Linked DNA regions of Homo sapiens: region 2 is linked to region 1. A link is an interaction called in ENCODE POLR2A ChIA-PET data of the cell type or tissue named here. Cell type or tissue: Caco-2. All regions are shown on one strand.

Region 1 (8,000 bases):
ATTTAATGTTTCAGTGCCATCAAATGTCAGCTTGTTATTGGTCGTTTGGGTTTTTCATTTTTTCTGTTTGGAAGCCTGCAGAATTTTTCGTGCTTGGAATTGCCAAGATGTGTCCAGATTGGGTCTGTTACCATTTGTTTTGCTCTATGGATGTATAGATCCTTACATCTATAGTGTCTGTTTACATTCAGGGAAGTTTTGTTTGTTTGTTTGTTTGTTTGTTTTTTGGAGACGGAGTCTCGTTCTGTCTCCCAGGTCGGAGTGCGGTGGCAGGATCTCAGCTCACTGCAAGCTCCACCTCCCGGGTTCATGCCATTCTCCTGCCTCAGCCTCCCCAGTAGCTGGGACTACAGGTGCCCGCCAACACGCCTGGCTAATTTTTTGTATTTTTAGTAGAGATGGGGTTTCACCGTAGCAAGGATGGTCTCGATCTCCTGACCTCATGATCTGCCCACCTTGGCCTCCCAAAGTGCTAGGATTACAGGTGTGAGCCTCCGCGCCCAGCCGGAAGCTTTCTTTTTTTGAATCTGTAATATGGTTTTACTTTCTTTAACCAAAATGTTATTGTATAATAGGATCGACTCTTCTCTGTTTTCTACATTATTCTCTTTTCTTGCCATTGTTTCCTTTTCTTTCTACCTGGCTCCTTTTGAATTGAACATTAGGATATCATCTTAAGTGTGTCTTTTAACATAATGGATGCAATGTTCTGCATAGATTTTTTTTTTTTTTTTTTTGAGACAGAGTCTTGCTCTGTCGCCCAGACTGGAGTACAATGGCGCGAACTCGGCTCGCTGCAAGCTCCGCCTCCCGGGTTCACGTCACGCCATTCTCCTGCATAGACATTTTAATGCTATATTGCCACCAATTATCTTAATACTTTTTTCTTTGCAGTTTTTTCTTATTAAGCTGATATTTTAATCTCAACCTAGTCTTTGTGATTCTTTGTTGAAGCTTTATATAGTGCCTGGCACAAAACTATGTGCTCAAACATATATTGAATGAATGATTAAAAGAGTATACACATGAATAAATAAGAACCAGTTCTTAGTTGGTGTATTCTACTGAGACTGTCAAAGTACTTCTCTAGTAATGAATTCCTTTTTTAAAAAAAAGCTGTATTGAAGTGTAATTTATATATATAGTATGTGAACTTCCAAAATCTGAGACAGGTATCAGTTAGTTTAGAAAGTTTATTTTGCCAAGGTTGGGGAACACGCCTGTGAAGCAGCCTCAGGAAGTCCTGATGACGTGTGCCCAAGGTAGTTGAGATACAGCTTGGTTTTATACATTTTAGGGAGACATGAGACATCAATCAATATATGTAAGAAGTACATTGGTTCCGTTTGGAAAGGTGGGACAGCTCGAAGCAAAGGCAGGAAGACTTGAAGCGGGGAAGGGGCTTCCAGGTCACTGATAGGTGAGAGACGCACAGTTGCATTCTTTTGAGTTTCTGATTAGCCTTTCCAAAGGAGGCAATCATATATGCATCTATCTGTCTGACTGAGACTGATACCTGTCTCAGACTTTGGAGGTTCACATACTATATATATAAATTACACTTCAATACAGCTTTTTTTTAAAAAAAGGAATTCATTACTAGAAAAATACTTTGACAGACAGTGAGCAGAGGGATGACTTTGAATAGAATGGGAGGCAGGTTTGCCATAAGCAGTTCCCAGCTTGACTTTTCCCTTTAGCTTAGTGATTTGGGGGCCCCAAGATTTATTTTCCTTTCACAAGTATGAGGGTGTAATTCAATAATTTTTTAGTAGATTTTATAGGGTTGTACAACTATGACAACAGTTCAGTTTTAGAACAGTTCAGTCACCGCAAAAAGTTCCTTCATGTAAGCTTGCACTTAAATCCCTGCTTTTTCACTCTGTCTCTATAAATTTGCCTTGTCATTTAAATGTGTGCTTATGTTGCTCTCATATATATATGTATATACACACACACACTTTTAGGATTGTTTATATCTAAACAACTTTAATGAAGTATATATAGTGTAAGGTATATGTACTTTATTTAAGTATATATACTTAATGTATATATACTGCCTTTGCTTTGAGCTGTCCCACCTTTCCAAACGGAACCAATGTACTTCTTACATATATTGATTGATGTCTCATGTCTCCCTAAAATGTATAAAACCAAGCTGTATCTCAACCACCTTGGGCACAGGTCATCAGGACTTCCTGAGGCTGTTTCACAGGCGTGTTCCCCAACCTTGGCAAAATAGACTTTCTAAATTAACTGATACCTGTCTTAGGTTTTGGAAGTTCACATACTATATATAAATTACACTTCAATAAAGCTTTTTTAAAAACAAGTGTGCACACACTTTATAATTGTTTTCATTTTTAAGCATGGCTTTCTAGGAGTTGCCTTCCTGTCTGCATAGCTTAGTGATCAGTGGTCACCCAGTGCTTGGACAGTGGTTGCCTCAGACATCTTGAGCCAGTAAGGCATTTGTCCTCTGCCAGTAGATCTCTGTGGGTAGGGAGCACATACAAAGTTTAGGCTTTTTCAGATCTGCTGTCTTTTACTTTCCACCCAGTCCTTTCATGTCTCCTCTGTGCCTGCATGCCACTTCTGGGTTGGCCAACAAATGTGCCCCACCCAGACTGCAACCTCCACCTTCTAGAGCTGTTCACCCTCTCACTCGCCTCCCACCTGCTCCATCACTTACTCTGACAGTGCAGGTGGTCATGTGCGTTCTTCCCCACTCCAAACTCAGTGAACTGTCAGTCCTAATGGTTTGCCTTGCCCTGCTCTGCCTTGCAGAACCTCTGTACCTACTGAATGAGTAGATGAGGTGGGAGTAACCTTACACAGACCCTCATTGTTCTTACCCACCTTTTAGCAGTTTTTCAAGCATAAATGCTTCTCAGGTTGTTGTATTCTTCTGGTGGATTTCCAGAGCACTGAAAGGGTTGTTTTGCCCATTTCACCCAGCTTTATCATTGGTTTTTGGGGAGAGGAATTAACTACCTTCTCACTAGGCTGTAGCTGGAAGTCTTCCCTCTCAGAATGTATTTTTTAGTGTAGTTAGTCATTTCCCCAGGTATATTTACTGTATCCTTAGGGTTCTCCAGAAAAACAAAACCAAACCCCTGTGTTAGGGTTTTACAGAAAAACAACCAGTAGTCAGGGTAAGGCAAACCATTAGGACTGGCTGCTTTGCTAGTGGGTTGGAAGGGATCTCACTGAATTTAGAGTGGTGGGTAACGCGCATGCCCACTCTGTATATGGGGAGGGGTCGGGGGTAGGGAGAGAAAGAGACTGATTTTAAGGAATTCACTTATGCGATTGTGGGGCTTTCAAGTCTGAAATTCACAGGGCAGTTGGGCAGAGATGAGTTGATGTTGCAGTCTTGTTCCCGGACCAAACTGAGGGTCGGGTTGCTGTTTCTTGTGGCCCAATAACGAGATGCAGATGAACTGGGGAGGAAGAGAGTTTTTATTTCTGTAACTGTTACAGGGAGGCCTGGAAATTATCACCAGACCGACTTAAAATTACAAAGTTTTTCTGAGCTTATGTACCTTCTAACCTATATGTCTGCATGTAAGTGTGCATTCATCTGAAGATGTAAGTGATTAACTTCTTTTAATCTGTAACTAAAGTCTGAGTCCTGAAGCCCTTCTTCTGGAGCCTCAGTAAGTTTACTTCATCTAAGTGGGTCTAGGTTCTGGGGTGATTACCCTTATCTTATCTCCTGCTAAATCACGGAGATTTGGAGAGTTCCTTCAGACCTCCAATAAACTTGTTTGTGGAGGCCTGGGGAGTTTCTTCAGACCCCTAATAAAACTTGTTTAATCCTAAATGGGTCCTGTTAAGAATTCCTTCGTTATTTTGTCATGCTTTAAGGCCCAGGAAAGGCCTGGGCAAAACTCTTGGTGCGCTTTTGTTACATTCCAGCCTTTGTATAACAGCACTGGCTTTTTTTTTTTTTTTTTTAGCTTTTAATATTTAACTTAACCACTCAGTCAGTACTGAAACAGTTGTTATGGAGGCCTGCGTTAGTGAGACCTGGCCTGCCACAGTCTTAACTCCAGATTCTGCTCGGTAGCAGGCTGGACACACAGGCAGGGTTTCTATGTTGTAGTTCTTTTCCAGGAAACCTCAGTCTTTGCTCTTAAAGCCTTTACCTGTTAGATGAGGCCTTCCTGTATTATGGAGGGTAATCCACTTTACTAGAAATCTGTTGATTTAAGTGTTAATCACATCTAAAATATACCTTCACAGACATATCTAGATTGGTGTTTGATCAAACAACTGGACACCAAAGTCTAGCCAAGTTGACACATAAAATTAACTGTCACACTTGCCTTCTGAGGATTCAGGGTAAATTATTTTGGTGTACATGTAGTCTGGTTGCTGTCTGTTTCCCACTGTATACCCTTGCTCTAGCTAAACTAGCAGCTCCAGCTGTTTCATATACATGCTTCTGCTTTTGCACATCCATGTCTTTGGTCATAGTGTACCTGCAGCATGGAGTGCTTCCTGTGTCCAGATCTTACCTGTCCTTCTGAGGATTAGATCACAGATACTTATACATACAATTTTGTTTGCAGCCTATACACTAGCTTTCCTAAACTTCTTCCTGTCACCTAATTATGCTGTGTTCTGTCTTGCCATTGTGCTTTTGCACACAAGTTCCTTTGGTTTAGAATATCCCTCCCTCTGTCTTTTCTTTCTTAAAGAGACAGGGTCTCAGTGTGGGCTGGTCTCGAACTCCTGAGCTCAAATGATCCTCCCATCTCGGTCTCCCAAAGAGCTGTGATTACAGGCGTAAGCTGCTGCACCTGGTCCTTCCTTCCTACTTTCTGTAAAACTTTTACAGCTTCCTCAGGTCAATTACATGCTCCTTTTCATTATGCTCCCATTGTCCCTTTGCGTATTTCCACGGAGGCACTCATCACATTTTATTGTTATTGTTTACATATCTGTCTGTCAAAAGGCTTTGTTTTCCAACAGCAGAAGTTACTATACTGTTTTCCTTTTCAAAGTTGGTCCTCAGTCGAGCCTATCTGGTCTGTAGTACCTAAATAAATTGTGGGATAATAAACTGAATCTCTGTTAAAGATTTGGAAGTTGTTTCATATTTCTTCTATAATTTCTCATTGTTAGAATGTGGAGATAATGACTGCTTGGAGGTAAAGCAAGTCTGAATAGCAGAGATCAGCCTTGGGTTGGACTCCAGACATTCTTGGGCTTATTAAATATTTGGTTGACTCACTGATAGAAATAGTTTTATTTATTTTCCATTCTTTACCAGGTACATAGCTTCAAAATTACTTCATTAACAAAAGCTGTTTCTGATTATAAACATTGATTTATTTTTACTCAAATTTGTATATACTGTATATACTGAGTAAAACAAATTTTACTCATTTGTTTTTGTTTTGTTTTGTTTTGTTTTGTTTTTTTGAGACAGAGTCTTGCTTTGTTGCCTAGGCTGGAGTGCAGTGGCATGATCTCAGCTCACTGCAAGCTCTGCCTCCTGGATTCATGCCATTCTCCTGCCTCAGCCTCCCGAGTAGCTGGGACTACAGGCACCCGCCACCATGCCCAGCTAATTTTTTTTGTATTTTTTTTTAGTAGAGATGGGGTTTCACCGTGTTGGCCGGGATGGTCTCCATCTCCTGACCTCGTGATCCGCCCGCCTCGGCCTCCCAAAGTGCTGGGATTACAGGTGTGAGCCACCGCGCCCGGTCTCAATTTTGTTTTAAGAATATCAAAGAATCCAAGACTGTTTCAGCTTCTTTCTACCTAAAATGCAGTGGTGATAACTGGTGACTGATTTGTAAGCAATCTCAATGTAATGATAAATAACCTTTTCCTTTCTCTACTAGATGTTGGTTATCTTTCTGAAGTAGACTGTCCATGGCCTGAACATTTTCCGAAAATCATTTTGAGCAAAATATCTGTTTAATAACAAGATAACCACATCAAGATGGTTGGAAAGCTGAAGCAGAACTTACTATTGGCATGTCTGGTGATTAGTTCTGTGACTGTGTTTTACCTGGGCCAGCATGCCATGGAATGCCATCACCGGATAGAGGAACGTAGCCAGCCAGTCAAATTGGAGAGCACAAGGACCACTGTGAGAACTGGCCTGGACCTCAAAGCCAACAAAACCTTTGCCTATCACAAAGATATGCCTTTAATATTTATTGGAGGTGTGCCTCGGAGTGGAACCACACTCATGAGGGCCATGCTGGACGCACATCCTGACATTCGCTGTGGAGAGGAAACCAGGGTCATTCCCCGAATCCTGGCCCTGAAGCAGATGTGGTCACGGTCAAGTAAAGAGAAGATCCGCCTGGATGAGGCTGGTGTTACTGATGAAGTGCTGGATTCTGCCATGCAAGCCTTCTTACTAGAAATTATCGTTAAGCATGGGGAGCCAGCCCCTTATTTATGTAATAAAGATCCTTTTGCCCTGAAATCTTTAACTTACCTTTCTAGGTTATTCCCCAATGCCAAATTTCTCCTGATGGTCCGAGATGGCCGGGCATCAGTACATTCAATGATTTCTCGAAAAGTTACTATAGCTGGATTTGATCTGAACAGCTATAGGGACTGTTTGACAAAGTGGAATCGTGCTATAGAGACCATGTATAACCAGTGTATGGAGGTTGGTTATAAAAAGTGCATGTTGGTTCACTATGAACAACTTGTCTTACATCCTGAACGGTGGATGAGAACACTCTTAAAGTTCCTCCAGATTCCATGGAACCACTCAGTATTGCACCATGAAGAGATGATTGGGAAAGCTGGGGGAGTGTCTCTGTCAAAGTGAGTAGAAGATACGTTTTTTATTTTGACTCTATATTTAGCTAATAATGATCTATACATATGTATGTATGTGTTTTATGTATATATGTGTGTATGTTCCTGTGTGTATATATAGAAACTGAAGACCTTTTCTGGAACAGATACAGCTTCATTGATGAGGTTTCTTTTTTTATTAATTCTCTACTAGTTTATTACAGATGTTCACTTATTTATACTTCATTTTTTCATTTATATATCGTGGCCCTCTTTATTTGTTTGATGGATACAAACCCACCTTACAGGCGGTGAAAAGCCTTCTTCAGGGTCTCAGACCTTAATGCCAATCATTCAGTTTTAGTGGCTTCTGATTTCTAATTTCTAGATATTGTTGTTAATGAGGATAGTTGGCTTTTGTGTGGATTAAGGTTAAAATCAGGAAGTGCATATATCATGTTAATGAGCACATAGTGAATTATAAGCATTTTGAAATTTTTAGTGGTAGAGAAAAATAAAAGCTTCGTCTAACCTAATCTCTTCATTTTATGGACAAGAAGACTGAGTCACAGTAAGATTAAAACGATTTGTTCAGATTTAGATGGCAAGGCCAGAATTCGAATCTGTGCCTTGGTCTCAATGAGGTCGTGCTTTTCTCCGTGGCATTTTACTACGTGTTGTGCTTCCTTTGTCATCTGAAGGATATAACCTCTCTTATTTTTTACAAAAGGCTAGAGAATCTCCAAAATTTGGAAGCCTAATCCATACAAGAAGTTCCTTGGATTCAAAACTTCTCAAATGATGATTTTTAGCATTTTGCTTCTTTTCTTATGAAGTGACAACTAGTATACCCTCTAACCTGTCTTGATGACTTATATACCTGGAATGAGGATATAAAAATGGAAACTACTATTAAATTCAGGTAGCATCTCTTCATGAAGAAGAGTTGGCTATAACTAAATTTTATTTTTGTTTTTTTTCTTTTATCAAAGTAATATATAACACCTGTAAAAAAGAAATATATAAGGTGTTATATATACATATATAAAAAGAAATATAAAAGGTGTTATATATACTTTTTATCAAAGTAATATATAACACCTGTAAAAAATACTTTCCTTGTGTGCCCTTCTTACTTTCACCAAGGAATATCTGCTTAATTTTTTTTTGCTGTATAGAACTTGTATAGTAAATAGATTTCTTATGTAGATAATCTCAAAGGA
Region 2 (8,000 bases), 140 kb after region 1:
AACTCCTGACCTCGTGATCCACCCACCTCGTCCCCTCAAAGTGCTGGGATTACAGGCGTGAGCCACCGTGCCCGGCATAAAGTAAATTCTTAATGATCTATGAAAAGAAAATGGCAGGCCAGGTGTGGATCCCACCTGTAATCCCAGCACTGTGGGAAGCTGATGTGAGAGGATCGCTTGAGCCCAGGAGTTTGAAACCAGCCTGGGAAACATGGTGAGACTTCCTGTCTAGAACAAATATAAAAATTACCTGGGCATGGCGGCTCATACCTGGGGTCCCATTTATTCAGGAGGCTGAGGTGGGAGGATCACTTAAGCCAAAAAAGCAGAGTTTGCAGTGAGCCGAGATCACACCACTGCACTCCATCCTGAATGACGAAGCAGTACCCAGCCTCAAAAAAAAAAAAAAAAAAAAAAAACCGGAAAAATTGGTATCAAAGAAAAATTTAAAGTATCTATATTTACATAAATATATATAGTCATAGAATATTAAGCAAAAAGTAAATTATTAATAGTTCATGACAGAAAAATTGCAGGCAGGGCATGATGGCTCATGCTTGTAATCTCTGCACTTTGGGAGGCCCAGGCAAAAGGAATGCTTGTGTCCAAAAGTTTGGGACCAGACTGGGCAACCTAGTGAGAAAAAACCTCATAAAAAAAACAGAAATCAGCCAGGCATATTGGCATGTGCCTATAGTCTCAGTTACTGAGTTGGGAGGATCACTTGAGGCCAAAAGGCCAAGGATGCAGTAAGCCATAATGACATGACTACACTCCAGCCTGGGTGACAGAGTAAGAACCTAAGGAAAAACAAAAAGAAAAAAAGAAAAGAAAACAGTAAATAATATAAAAACAGAAGAAATGAAGTGAGAAGCTACCATCTCCGGGGCAAAGACAAAGGGCCAAAAATTCATTCCCACCCTCACCCCCAGCAGACAAAAAAACACCATGGGACATTAAATAAAACAGAAATCACTGAAACCACAGAGAAAAAATTTATTATCAATTCGTCAGAAATCCACTCTCAAGGTTAAAAGAAGAGATGGGGTTTTCCCAAGGCACTCTGGTGTGAAGTGAAAAAAATGACAGACCAGGGAAGATTTAGTCTCCTTGATGAGGTTCACCATGGAAGACGTAAAAGCTGTATCCCGAAGAAGGGAATACAAGGCAAGAGCAAAACCAGAAAACGCAATCATCAGGCAAAAGCGAGGCCTTGAGTGACCACTATGAGGCAGAAGATGGGCGTGAAGAGACAATCCTGAGACAGGGGCTGGTGTAAGAGAGGGCCCAAAAGAGGCCAGTATGGGGCAGGGGCCGCGCCCCTCAGGGCCTACGCCGGGCAGGAGGTGGGCCTGGCGAGGCCTACTTTGGGACGCTTTGGGCCACTTTGGGCCACATCGAGGAAGGCAGCTTGGGGCCGGGAGGCGCCGTCAGGCTGGGTGGGAGCTGGGCCCGGAGAGGCCACCGCGAGGCATGAGCTGGGCCCAGAGGGGCCAGCGTGAGGCAGGAGCCGGGCTGGTGGAGGCTGCCGGGAGGCCGGCACGAGCGTGGCAGGGGAAGGCCGCCGGGAGGCGGGAGCTGGGCCTGGAAAGGCTGCTGCGAGGTGAGGCAAGGTGAGGGGAGGCGAGGCGAGGCAAGACGCGGCCCTGGAGAGCTGGACTGGAGGAGGCTTCGGGCCTACGAAGGCCGCCGGGAGCTGGGCAGGAGCCGAGTCGAAGGAGGCTGTTTGGAGACGGGAGCTGGGCCCACGGGCGCAGACGCGAGCAAAGAGCTGGGCCCGGAGAGGAGGCCGGGAGGCAGCCACTGGACCGGGGGAGGCCGACTTGAGGAAGTTCTGGGCCTGGAGAGGCCACCACAAGGGAAAAGCTGGGCCTCAAGAGGCCGCAGCGAGGCACGAGCCGGGCCTAGAGAAGCCTTCGGGACGCAGGAGCTGGGCTTGTGGCGCCTGCCGGCAGGCAGGAGCCTGGCCTGGGGAGGCCGCGGCCGGGCACGAGATGAGCCTCCTCAAGAGGCCCCCGGCAGGCGGGAGCCGGGCCTGCCGGGGCTGCCGTGAGGCAGGCGGAAACGTGGCCTGGGGAGGCCGACGTGAGGCCGCAGCTGGGCCGGGAGAGGCCGCTGGCAGGCAGGAGCCGGGTCTCTCAGGGCCGCCGGAAAGCCGAAGGTGGGTCCGGGAGGCCTGAACGCAGGGAAGCCTGGGGCCTACAACGGCTGCCAGGAGCTGGGCAGGAGCTGGGCCGAACGTGGTTGTCGTGAGGCAGGAGCTGGGCCCGTGGAGGTGGCCGGGAGAGCTGGGCCTGGAGAGGCCGACGGGAACCAGTTCTGGGCCTGGAGAGGAGGCCGAGGGGCAGGAGCCGGGCCTGGAGCGGCCGCCAACAGGCAAGAACTGGGCCTGAGGTGGCCAGGCTGAGGCAAGAGCCCGGCCCCCATGGGCCACTGTGCGGGAGAAGCTATGGTTGTTCGGGCATCCAACACACGTGCTGTTCCTGGCGAGGCTTATTTCAGGACGATTTGGGCCTGCAGAAGCCATTATCAGGAGGCAGTAGCCTGGCCTATAGAGGCTGCGAAAATTTAAATTCTTGACCTGCAGAGGCCATGATCACGTAACATCTAGGCCTGGAGGGTCCACTGTCAGGCAGCGGCGCATCCTGAAGGGGCCTACAACAGGCAGGATCTCGGCCTGTGGAGAGGCATCCCCTGATCCTAAAGAGGCCAGTGTGAGTGATCACATGGCCCACAGAAGCAAGTGTCAGGCCAGATCGTCGCTTGGAGAGTCTGAGAAAGGCATGAGATGGACCTAAACAGACCATTGCGATTCAGCACCTGGGCCTATAGAGGCCAGTGTGAGGCAGGAGCTTGACCTGGAGAGGCTGGAAGACGTATGAGCTTGTCCTAAACTGTCCAGTGTGAAGGAAGAGTTTGGTCTGTCAAGGCCGTCGGGTAACAGGCTGTAACGTGGACTGGGAAAGCAACTGTGAGGCAAGGGCTGGGCCTCGGGAGGCTGGGGGAAGGCAAGACCTGGGCCTGGGGAAGCCATCGTCAGGCAGTAGCTGGGCCTGTGAAGGCCCCTGGGCAGCATGATCTGGGCCTGGAACGCTTGACTTGAGGAAGCTTTAGGCCTACAAAGGCCGCCAGGTGCTGGGCAGGAGCCGAGCCAAAATAGGTTGTTTTGAGTCAGGAGATGGGACTGTAGACCCAGCTGGGAGGAAGAACTGGGCCTGGAGAAGGCACAGGGAGGCAGCAACTTCACCTTGCGAAGCCGAACTGAGGAATTTCTGGGCCTGGAGAAGCCACCAAAGGGAAAAGCTGGGCGTGGATAGGCCGTTTTGAGGAATGAGCTGGGCTTCAAGAGGCAATGAGATGCATGAGCTGGGCCTCTAAAGGCTGCCAAAAGGCAGGAGCTTCATCTGGGGTGGCCACCTTGAGGGATGAGATGAGCCTAACCAGGCCATTAGAGGCAGGAGCTGGGCCTATCGGATCCTGCCATGAGGCAGGCAGAAACTTGGTGTGGGAAGGCCGGCATAAAGCAAGAGTTGGGTCCATCAAGGATGCCACAATGCAGGCAGAAACCTGGCGTTGGGAAGCTGCCATGAGGCAAGAGCTGGTCCTGTCAAAGCCGCTGGGAGGCCAAAGGTGGGCCTAGCAAAGTTGACTTTAAGAAGTCTGGGGCATATAGAGGCCACCAGGTGCTGGGCAGGAGCTGGGCCAAAAGAGGGTGTTGTGAGGCAGCAGTTGGGCCTGTAGACACAGCCAGGAAGAAGAGCTGGGAATGGAGTGGCTGATCTGAGTACATTGTGGGCCTGGAGGGTATGCCAACAGGCAAAAGCTGGGCCAGGAAAGGCTGCCGTAAGGCATGAGCCTGGCCTAAAGAGTCCATTGGGAAGCAGGAGTTGGACCTGTATACACCGCCAGGAGGAAGAGCTGGGCCTGAAGAAGCCACCATACAGCAGAGGCTGGGTTTATAGAGGCCGACAGGAGGCAGGAGCTCAGCCAGGTCGCAGGAGCTCAGCCAGGACAGGCTGACTGGAGGACATTTGGGTGCGCAGAAGCCACTCAGAGGCAGGAGCTGGGCTTTGAGAGGCTGCAAGAGGCAGGACCTGCCCAAACGAGGCCACTGTGGAGGAGGAGCTGACCTGTCACCACTGCCTGAAGACAGGGAGAAACGACCTGGAGAAGCCTCCGTGAGGTAAGAGCTTGGCCTGGAGAGGTCCCTCAGAGCCCGATGAGCTGGGCCTGTAGAGACCATTGTCAGGTTGGAGCTGGGCGTGTCCAGGCCAGTGGGAGGCAGAAGGTGGGCCTAGAGAGCTTGAATTGAGGAATTTTCATGCCGACAGTGGCTGCCGTGAGCTGGACAGGAGCTGGGCAGAAGAGTTTATTTGAGGGAAGTGTTGGGCCTGTAGACGGAACCAGGAGGAGGAGCTTGACCTGCAGAGGCCATCATGAGGCAGAGGCTTGGCCTCTATAGGCCAACGGGAGACAGGAATTGGGCCAGGAGTGGCTCACTTGAAGATAATATTGGAGAAAGTGACAGAGCATCAGGCATTAGATTCTCATAGGGACAGCGCAACGTAGATCCCTCACATGCATGGTTCACAATGGGGTGCATGCTCCTATGAGAATCTAATGCTGCTGCTGATCTGAGAGAAGGCAGAGCTCAGGCAGGAATGTGAGCAATGGGGAGTGGCTGTAAACACAGATGAAGCTTCCCTCATTCAACACCATTCACCTCCGGCTGTGTGGCTCCTTACAGTTCCATGGCTCTGGCGTTGGGGACCCTGCCCAAGTACATCCAGAAGGACCCTTCCACACCAGTCTTCATAGTGGTCAAGTGCAGCAGCCACTTAGCTCCCAAGGCATATGCCACAGCTGGCATTTCATCACAATCAACACTAAGTGGTAGCTTGAGTCATTGTGAGGTCACTTCCTGGAAATCAACAGCATCCCATTTCCCATTGCAAGGAGCTCAGCACGGCCCCTAAGATAACCAAACTGATCCCCAAATCCCATCTGTGTGGGTCTGTCTCCTGGGACCCTTCCCAGCATCAACTCTGTATTAGTCAGGGTCCAATCAGGAGACATAAACCACTCAAAAGCCCAAAGTGCTAAAATTTAATATAGATAATTATTCATTATAACAGGGGAACAGCATGAGAGATTGGCTAGCACAAAGTAAAGAGAATTCTAGAGAATATAGGACTAGCCAAAGTAAGGCATGGTGGCTCATGCCAGTAATTTAAGAAGCCAATGCAGGAGGATTGCTTGAGGCCAGGAGGTAGAGACCAGCCTGGGCAACACCCTGTCTCTATCCAAAAAAAGAAAAAAATTAGCTGCGTGTGGTGGTGCATACTCATAATCCCAGCTACTCGGGAAGCTGAAGTAGGAGGGTAGTTTGAGCCTGTGAGGTCAAGGCTACAGTGAGTCATGATTATGGCACTATAGTCAAGCCTGGGTGACAAAGCAAGACCCTGTCTCAAAGAACAAAACAACTATTTACACACAGAAAAGAAATAGGGCTAATAATGTATAAGATGTTGAAATGTGACAAATAAAGTAATAATAAAATCATAAAACAAAAAATAACTTATTAAATTATAATACCCTGTGCTGGCAAAGATGCAGTGAAATGGGCACTTTCTTATACAATGAGGGGTGTTTAAATTGTATGTAAGCCTTTCACGGTAAAGCTTCCAATTGTTTATTTATTTATTTATTTTTTTTTGAGATGGAGTTTCACTCTTGTTGCCCAGGCTGGAGTGCAATGGTGCGATGTCGGCTCACCACAACCTCCACCTCCTGGGTTCAAGTGATTCTCCTGCCTCAGCCTCTGAGTAGCTGGGATCACATGTGTGTGCCACCACACCCAGCTAATTTTGTATTTTTAGTAGAGACAGGGTTTCTCCATGTTGGTCAGGCTGGTTATCGCAAGCCAGAACTCAGGTGATCCACCCACCTCAGCCTCCCAAAGTGTTGGGATTACAGGCGTGAGCCACCACACCTGACCAGCAATTTTTTTAATAATAGAGACACTGTCTCACCCTACTGTCTCCTCCAAATCCTGGGGTCAAGCAATCCTCCTGCCTTGGCCTCCCAAAGTGCTGGGATTATACCTGCGAGGCACCCAAAACCTTGTCAATTTACATCAAGGACAATGAGAATGTCCATTCACCATGACTCACTGTAATCTTTCTTCTGGAAATACCTTGCAAGACAACTGAACCTAAACAAAAGGTCATCTGCACAAACACAGTGAAAATCTGGTAGTAACTGAAGACAGAGTGGTTAAGTGAAATAAGAAACAGTTATAAGAAATTAAACTATCTGGCCGGGCGCGGTGGCTCACGCTTGTAATCCCAGCACTTTGGGAGGCCGAGGCGGGTGGATCACGAGGTCAGGAGATCGAGACCACGGTGAAACCCCGTCCCTACTAAAAATAAAAAAAAATTAGCCGGGCGTGGTGGCGGGCGCCTGTAGTCCCAGCTACTCGGAGAGGCTGAGGCAGGAGAATGGCGTGAACCCGGGAGGCGGAGCTTGCAGTGAGCCGAGACTGCGCCACTGCACTCCAGCCTGGGTGACAGAGCGAGACTCCGTCTCAAAAAAAAAAAAAAAAAAAGAAATTAAACTATCTATGGTATTTATAGGCACCTGGTAGAAGGACAGTTAATGTTAGCTGCTACTTTTTTGTTGTTTTGAGATGGGGTCACTCTGTCACTCAGGCTGGAGTGCAGAGGCCTGATCATGACTCACTGCAGTCTAAGCCTCCCTGGGCTCAAGTGATCCTCCCACCTCAGCCTCCCAAGTAGCTGGGACTACAAGAACATGCCACCACACTAGGCTAATTCATGTATATTTCTGTAGGGATGGTGATTCCCTTGATTTCTGAGACCTGTCTCAAACTCTTGGCCTTGAGCCATCCTCCTGCTTCAACCTCCCAAAGTGTTGTGATTACCGGTGTGAGCCACCACACCTGGTCAGCTGCTTTTATATTATACCACTAAATTCAAAATTATTTGTCATTAAAAATTACTATTTTCAAGGCTATGGAACAATATGTGTCGTACAGCATAAGTGTAAAAACATATATGGTCGTCCGTCAGTATACAGAAAGGATTCGTTCCAGCCCCCCATCTCTGCATATACCAAAATCCATGCATACTCACGTTTCGCAGTCAGCCCTTTGGAACCCATGTATAGGAAAAGTCCAAATTATTAGTTGGGCATTGTGGCAAGCACGTACAGTCTCAGCCACCTGGGAGGCTGAGGTGGGAGGACTGCTTGAGCCTGAGAGGTTGAGGATGCAGTCAGCTGTGATAGCACTACCGCACTCCAGCCTGGACAACAGAGCAAGACCCTGTCTCAGGAAAAAAAAAAAAAAAAAAAAAAAAGGTTAGAAATTGTAATGATGTCTGTTGGGCAAAATTCCATGTAAGCAAAGTATAAATTAATGGAGCAATTGGTGATAAATCACTACGATTGACTTTCTGGAGTTTCTGACAATAAGGGTAAGAAAAATGCAAAACAAAGAGACAGAGGGTAAAAAAACAAATTAGGGAAGGATTCTACATGTTTAATAGGATGACACTGGCCATGTTCGTGCAGCAGCAGTATGTCACAATATGACATACCTTGGAGAGAAGTTAGCAGATGAGGAAGTTGACAAAAATGATGAGAGATGCAAAATACTGATAGCGATAGTCAAGTAAACCATGAAGAATTTCCATAACTGACATCAGCAAAGTGGGAATATTGTACAGTGTGTGTTGAAGTTCCTGTACAACAGTGTTTATTTGCCTTCTGTTTGTTTGTAAGGAATGTATTTACTAAAAGTTCTTCTTGCTGTCAAAAGAATATGTGTAAGTCATTAGAATTTATTCTTCTGTTTTTCTTTTTTAGAGATAGAGTCTTGCCCTGTCACCCAGGCTGGAGTGCAATGGCACGATCTCAGCTCACTGCAACCTCCACCTCCCAGGTTCTAGCGATTCTCCTGCCTCAGCCTCCCGAGTAGC

Evidence for each region. ChIA-PET counts read pairs that join two places held together with the same protein. Peaks named below come from ENCODE experiments on the same cell type or tissue, not always from the same donor. Only the 100,000 strongest peaks of a DNase experiment are listed, where the experiment ranks them.
Region 2: POLR2A ChIA-PET joins it to region 1 with 6 read pairs; 2 of 35 experiments call an interaction of 5 or more read pairs at or near these places.

The regions. Positions count from the first base shown.
Region 1 is chr7:66,234,467-66,242,466 of GRCh38, forward strand. TPST1 (tyrosylprotein sulfotransferase 1) reads left to right here. Exons shown (of 6, transcript NM_003596.4): 2 at 5,859-6,804. The coding sequence starts at 5,960. Among named protein-coding and RNA genes, the nearest start is that of TPST1, 33 kb to the left of the region's middle. RefSeq lists a silencer at 682-882. In Caco-2, no CTCF peak of the experiment used is centred here; a DNase peak (open chromatin) is centred at 3,865.
Region 2 is chr7:66,375,083-66,383,082 of GRCh38, forward strand. LINC00174 (long intergenic non-protein coding RNA 174) reads right to left here. Exons shown (of 5, transcript NR_026873.1): 4 at 7,155-7,349; 5 at 962-4,921. Among named protein-coding and RNA genes, the nearest start is that of LINC00174, 21 kb to the right of the region's middle. In Caco-2, no CTCF peak of the experiment used is centred here; no DNase peak of the experiment used is centred here.